Regions from separate parts of the Homo sapiens genome. Here region 1 is linked to region 2. A link is a contact called in ENCODE Hi-C or POLR2A ChIA-PET data. All regions are on one chromosome and are shown on one strand. The core of a region is the stretch at or near the end of the contact, and the rest is flanking DNA. Distances in the headings are between cores, read along the strand shown. Region 1 overlaps ELMO1 (engulfment and cell motility 1). Region 2 overlaps AOAH (acyloxyacyl hydrolase).

Region 1 (3,185 bases), core at 511-3,010, 430 kb before region 2:
TGTGTTGAATCTCTGAACAGGGTTGTGTTCCTCTTTTTTCCCCCTCTGAAGTCCTTTATGGCCTTAAGTGATATTTTTCAGAAGATCAAAACTGAAGCATAACTTGGAAGGAATCTCTTTTTCCTTGACCTGGTGGGACCATCAAATTGGGCAGAGTTTGAGCTACACAGGATAAAGCCTTACAACAAATCTCAGTTATGAAAGCCATGAAGATGTGCATATGTTCCATGAGCAGACATGAGTTCTCTATAAGCCAATGATGAAGAAGACCAACATTTAGTTAGTTTTCAACAGAAGGGTCAGTTCTGCTGATAGCTTGGCAGCTTGGGGCTCTACTCTGCATATGGTAGGAACAAAAAGAAAGCTAAACTATATTGAGTAGTGAATGTTTCCAGGCTATGGTTATGAACATTTTATATGCATTACCTTATTGAATTCTCACTATCATTGTACCCATTTTGCAGATGAGAGCGCTGAGGCTCAGAAAGGTCAAGTAAATTGCCCATTGCTACAATAGATAGTAAGTTGCAAATGGGGACTTTGGACCCAGACAGCTCTGGTGGTGACTTTTTAATACTTTACATTGAATTTGGTAGTATGCTAGTACAAAAGTTTTTCTTAAAAGAAAATCTGATTAGTATTGCAGCATTTGCTGGTTTCTGTGGTATCAATACTCCTGCTGTGGCCGATTTCAAGCTCCCAACAGTCTATGGCCTGTAAGCCTTTTGAAAGTGATGCAGCAGCTGGTTAGCCTGCTCTAGCACCAGCCACTGGATCTTGATGGTGCTTTTGCCTTCTCATGCATTATCCCATTTGCTCTTCTTAGCAATATGAGGGACTGTGGAATGGGTGAGGTTAACTTACGTGTGCTGATCTTTTCAATGGGTGAGTCATGTGTCCAGTCCATAATGCCAAGTCATGGCCTGAGGTGAGAAACACTCTCTTACTGACTCTCTCAGGGCAGGAGCCTGCAGAGAACGCAGAGCTGGACCAAGAGCCCCAAGGAACCTACTGTCAGAATGGCTGAGGTACAAACAAAAGAGGATCTGGACAGGAAGAGAGAGGCCCACATGGTCCTGGGGCAGCTGATGCTGGTAGAATGTGGTGGTAAACGGGGTAGGAGAATGAAGTAACTGAGAGTCTTTTCTGAATTCAGAATTTTCTTAATTCTCTGAATTCATAAATATGTATTTGATGTAGGAATTCTTCCCCAAAGAGCTTACCAAAAAATCCCCTACGCTCACCACCATACCCAGCCATGCAAGGGTGCAGCTGCTTGGAGGAGAGGAAATCCTGGATTCTTTCAGGATTAGGGAGTGGCTGTCATGGTCCATGGCTGGGGAGAGCCACAGCATGGGGCTGATTGGGAAAGTCTGGGGGGCCCCATAGCCCCTTTCTTCTTCCATCAGAGGAGACTGTGGATTTTTCTTTCCCATGATAAATCTAGGTGAGCCGGTGAAATGATTTTAAAGGGAACTCCTCCATTGCTTTGGGAAGTGTGAAATGACATCATTTTTAGATTATGGTTTATCAATACTTATATATATATATTTAAATTATACTTTAAGTTCTGGGATACATGTGCAGAACATGCAGGTTTGTTACATAGGTATACTTTAAGTGGCAGAAATGCTGAGACCTTTTGACTTAACGTTTATGTTTTTAGAAACGTACTTAAAATAAATCATTTTGCAAATCAGCGTAAAAGTTGCTGTGTAAGGATGTTTGTCATTAGCTCCAGTCAGGTGCAGATGTGAGGACCTCTGGGCAGAGGTAGGGGACCTGGAGATGAAGCTGAGAGTGAGGCTGGTGTTCCCTGGGCACCTGTGCAGATACAAATACAGCCAGGCAGCTGGGCCTCTTCGCCTTGGCAGGCTTAATTAAGCACATTGGATTTGTGTCCTTGTATTTCTTAAAAAAGGAAAGAATTCTGAAATGAAGAAAAAAAGTAGCCTTTTTGGCATGTAACATCTGCGAGATAATTAATCTCCCTGATATTTCAACACTGAGGCTGTTTATCACGGAGGCTGCTTGGGAACCAAGAGCAGCCAGCCTCTCTGCAGTACCCACTACATACCTCATGTGGCAGGGGAGGACCTGGTTCATCCCAGAGGGCAATCTGGAGGCGGTCAAGGTTGCTTCCTGGTAAAAACCACGAGCGTTCATTGCTGTGGCCTGCAACACTCTCTTCCCTTTTCAGTTCATATCATCAGAGGTCTTTGTCCATTGTTGAGGAATTAAGAGAAATGTCCCATGCATCTTGTTCTGAAGAAATATATTTGAGTCTCTTGCTTTCCACTTTTTACTTTTCACCTGAAAGCGTCCAAGAGTTAACTGAGAGGCAGGCCAGTCTTCAGGTGGGGAAGACCGGGTGGGTGTTGAGGCAATGTTTCCAGCTGGAATGGGGGACTTGGAATCAGAACTGTTAACCAATAAGAATGAAGGGGAAGGAAATCCTATTAGGGGGCGTCATCACCTAGGAAACACGAGTCAGTTTCCTTTTCTGCACTCCAACATGGAATGCTGAGCCTGGAGGCCCCTTCACAGATTGTCCCTTCTCTGTTCCCCACCCTCACACTCCCGGATCCCCTGGGCCTTATCTGGGGAGGGGGGCGGCGGAGGAGTGCAGAGTGGAGGCAGCGCGTGGGGTGTGTGGAAGGGAAGGGGACATTCTTTTGCTGTGGGAGTTGGCTCCCTCTCATCTCATACATTTTCCTGCTGATTCTCACTCACAGCATTTACAGGAAGCATTTATAGCAAATACTTGCCAAATGTTTTCCATAAACACACAACGAAGGACATTTTTCACACATTCCAATGTTCTGTAAATGTTTATTTTCACAATACACAAAGAAGGTTGAGTGTATGGTTTTCCTAAACAAGCCTTTGAAGTGTGGGCTTTGGCCCAGGGAGATTTGCTTCTGAGTGTTTTCATCCACGTGGCCGCATTGTCCCTGGGGGCACACCAGGCACATGCTTCAATGCAGAGAGTCTCCAAGTGAGTTTTCCCCCCAGCTTGTATTCTCTGTGGGAATACGTGCCCTGAATGCTGAGTAGCCTCTGGGTTCTGAGCCTCCTCCTGATGAAGAAGGAAGTTAGAGGTTCTCAGTGCATCACATAAACCCTTGCTTCTGATTAAATCCACAAATGACATAGAATAGGGAATATGGAGGACAGGGATGACT
Region 2 (2,933 bases), core at 364-2,863:
GCTTTTGCCTCTGGCTCTCATTAGGAAGCACCTTGGAAGAATCTCGGAATTGTTAATGGAAAATGATTAATGGAATCATTCTCACTAGTCAGGGGTCAACAGAATCATATGCCCTGAGAGTCTTGCTACAAGTTCACTTTCCTGGGTCACCTATGCAGAAATTTTATCTCTGTGGAATATAATTGTTAAAAACTCATGTAGTCTTAAAAGAAAGAAGGCACTTCATGCCTACTCTGGAGGTTCTGAAAGTCTGAATGCATCCCAGAATATGTACTTATAAAATTGTGTGGTTGGCCGGTTGTGGTGGCTCATGCCTGTAATCCCAGCACTTTTAGGAGGCCAAGGCGGGCGGATCACAAGATCAAGAGATCACGACCATCCTGGCCAACGTGGTGAAACCCCATCTCTACTAAAAATACAAAAATTAACTGGGCGTGGTAACATGTGCCTGTAGTCCTAGCTACTCAGGAGGCTGACGCAGAAGAATTGCTTGAACACTGGAGGTGGAGGTTGCAGTGAGCTGAGATTGCACCACTGCACTCCAGCCTAGGGACAGAGCAAGACTCCGTCTCAAAAAAAAATAATTATGTGGTCCCTTGGTGGCACTGTGCTTCAAGTTTGTATATAATAATTATACATATGTAATAATGTATACATATTATACATATAATAATGTATACATATTATACATATAATAATGTATAACAATATCTGCTATACTTGAGGTAGATAAGGCATCAAATAAAATGTCCTAAGCACATTGAAATGTATACTACAAATAACAAGACCTTTTGGAGTATTTTAATCTCAGCTGAACCACTTGCTATGTTGTGATCTTAAGCTCTCTAAGTCTTAATGTTCTTGTCTATAGAATGAGGATAAAAATAATTACCCCCTCAAAAGATTCTTTTTTTTTTGAGGCCTCAATACTTTTTTTTATTTTTATTTTTTATATATATATTTATTGTACTTTAAGTTCTAAGGTACATGTAAACTAGTTCAACCATTGTGGAAGACAGTGTGGTGATTCCTCAGGGATCTAGAACTAGAAAAGATTCTTATGAGAAAGGAAGTGATGGTAAACATGAAGGTAACTTACAAATTGGAATGTCCTATGTTTTATTTACACATACATCTGTATACACCCAATGTATGATAACTACTTAATTGGTCTTATTTTAACTTTATTTTGTCCTTTGGAATAGCCACATTTTCTTTTTTCCTATGCTGTTCCAAGTCTCTTTTAATCTGTAGAAATTAAATACTCTTGTATGATCCTTGTCACAGGCAGAGTTTAACAGTATAATTTTTACTTTAGCTAAGCTACTGTCAATATGTAAATGCCAAATTTTTCTTCAGGTGTATCAGTAACAATCAGGTTACCATCTGATCATGGCTGACTGGGGATAGCTGGCTCTTTCTGGAGATTTTGCATATTTCTGCTTTGTACCCTTACGGATTGCTCTCAGAATTTAGCTCTCAGAGAGCATTTCCTGTCCCATATCAGCCATTGCTCCAGGGGCCTCTCAAGCTAACAATCACAGAAGACTACCGGAAACTATTCAAATGGTTCTGCTCAGGGAGGAAGGAACCTGCAGCCATCCTCTTTGACTTGAGCTAAACAGAATTCTAACGCGCGCGCGCGCGCACACACACACACACACACACACACACACACACACACACACACACACACACTGCTTATCTTACCAGAAAGAAGATGAATTTTCTCTGCCTTTCAGCCAGTATTAGAACTTTATCAAAGAACACCCTAATGTCCATTTTTAAATTGCTCTGCTCTAGGCTAAGCCAGTTCTGCATTAGCAGTACTTTTAACTTTTTTCCAAAGCTCCTTCATTTAATTTGGAATATCTCTTACAAAAGTCCCCAAACTTAGCAGACATTATAGTGATAGAGACCAAATCCTACACCCACATTTTTCAGATGAGGAAATGGAAGTCCAGAAAGGGGAGGCAATTTCTCCAAGGCCAGAAGCCAGTGGGCTGGTACTGAATGAAATGCAGGTCTCTGAGTATACTGTGACATCAGAGCTTCTTGACCCTCTCCACAGTAGCACCCCTAAAAAGGATCCCAAGGGAGAGGGAATCTGTATTTAAACACTTTTATTAAGCTACAATTCACATACTGTACAGTTCACTCATTTAAAGTGTACAATTTAGTGACTTTCAGTACAGTCATAGAGTTGCGTGTTCATCAGTCACCACAATCAATTTTAGAACATTTTCATTACACCAGAAAGAAACTACATGCCTTTTAGCATCCGCCCCCAAACACCCACTCTTTCCAGCCCTAAGAAACCACTAATCTACTTTCTGTGTCTATGACTTTGCCTGTTTTGGGCATTTCATATAAATGGAATCATACAATATCTGGTCTTGTGTGACTGATTTCTTTCCCTTAGCATAGTGTTTTAGAGATTCACTATGTTGTAGCATGTATTATAACTTTATTACTTTTTACGGCTGAATAATATTGCATCGTATAGGTATACCACGTTTGTTGATCTATTAGCTGATAGGTATTTGAGGAGTTTACATTTCTTGGCTATTATGCAAAATGCTGCTATAAATATTTGTGTACACATTTCTGTGTGGACATATGTTTATATATATATATAAACTGGATCACATTGCTGGATCATATATAAACTGGATCATATTGCTGGATCACATAGTAACTCTATGTTAAACAGTCTGAGGAGCTGGTAGGCTGGTTACAAACTGGCTGCACGAGTTTACATTGCCATCAGCATTGTACAAGCTTTTGATTTCTCCACATCCTCACCAACACATATTATTCTCTCTTTTATTATAGCACATTATAGTGGACATGAAGTTGTATCTCATTTTGGCTTTGAATTGCATTTCCTTGGTAGCTAATGATGTTGAGTATCTTTTCATGTGGCTTTTGGA

Evidence for each region. Hi-C counts contacts between places; a loop is a spot of excess contacts on that map. ChIA-PET counts read pairs that join two places held with the same protein, here RNA polymerase II (POLR2A). Pooled maps may share reads with other maps.
Region 1: a loop to region 2 is called in a pooled map, with 2.4 times the contacts of the local background. The contact joins two enhancer-like sites. A Hi-C loop is called at or near these places in 1 of 50 pooled maps. POLR2A ChIA-PET finds 5 or more read pairs at or near these places in 3 of 52 experiments (BJ, CD8-positive, alpha-beta memory T cell and activated T-cell).

What each region holds. Positions count from the first base shown.
Region 1 is chr7:37,108,949-37,112,133 of GRCh38, reverse strand. The region is part of intron 14 of ELMO1 (engulfment and cell motility 1); the gene reads left to right. Among named protein-coding and RNA genes, the nearest start is that of ELMO1-AS1, 110 kb to the right of the region's middle. Within about 2 kb of position 1,760, at least 3 of the 41 ENCODE cell types and tissues checked have a DNase peak (open chromatin) inside an H3K27ac peak, as active enhancers do.
Region 2 is chr7:36,677,316-36,680,248 of GRCh38, reverse strand. All of the region lies in intron 2 of AOAH (acyloxyacyl hydrolase), which reads left to right. Among named protein-coding and RNA genes, the nearest start is that of AOAH, 46 kb to the left of the region's middle. Within about 2 kb of position 1,613, at least 4 of the 41 ENCODE cell types and tissues checked have a DNase peak (open chromatin) inside an H3K27ac peak, as active enhancers do.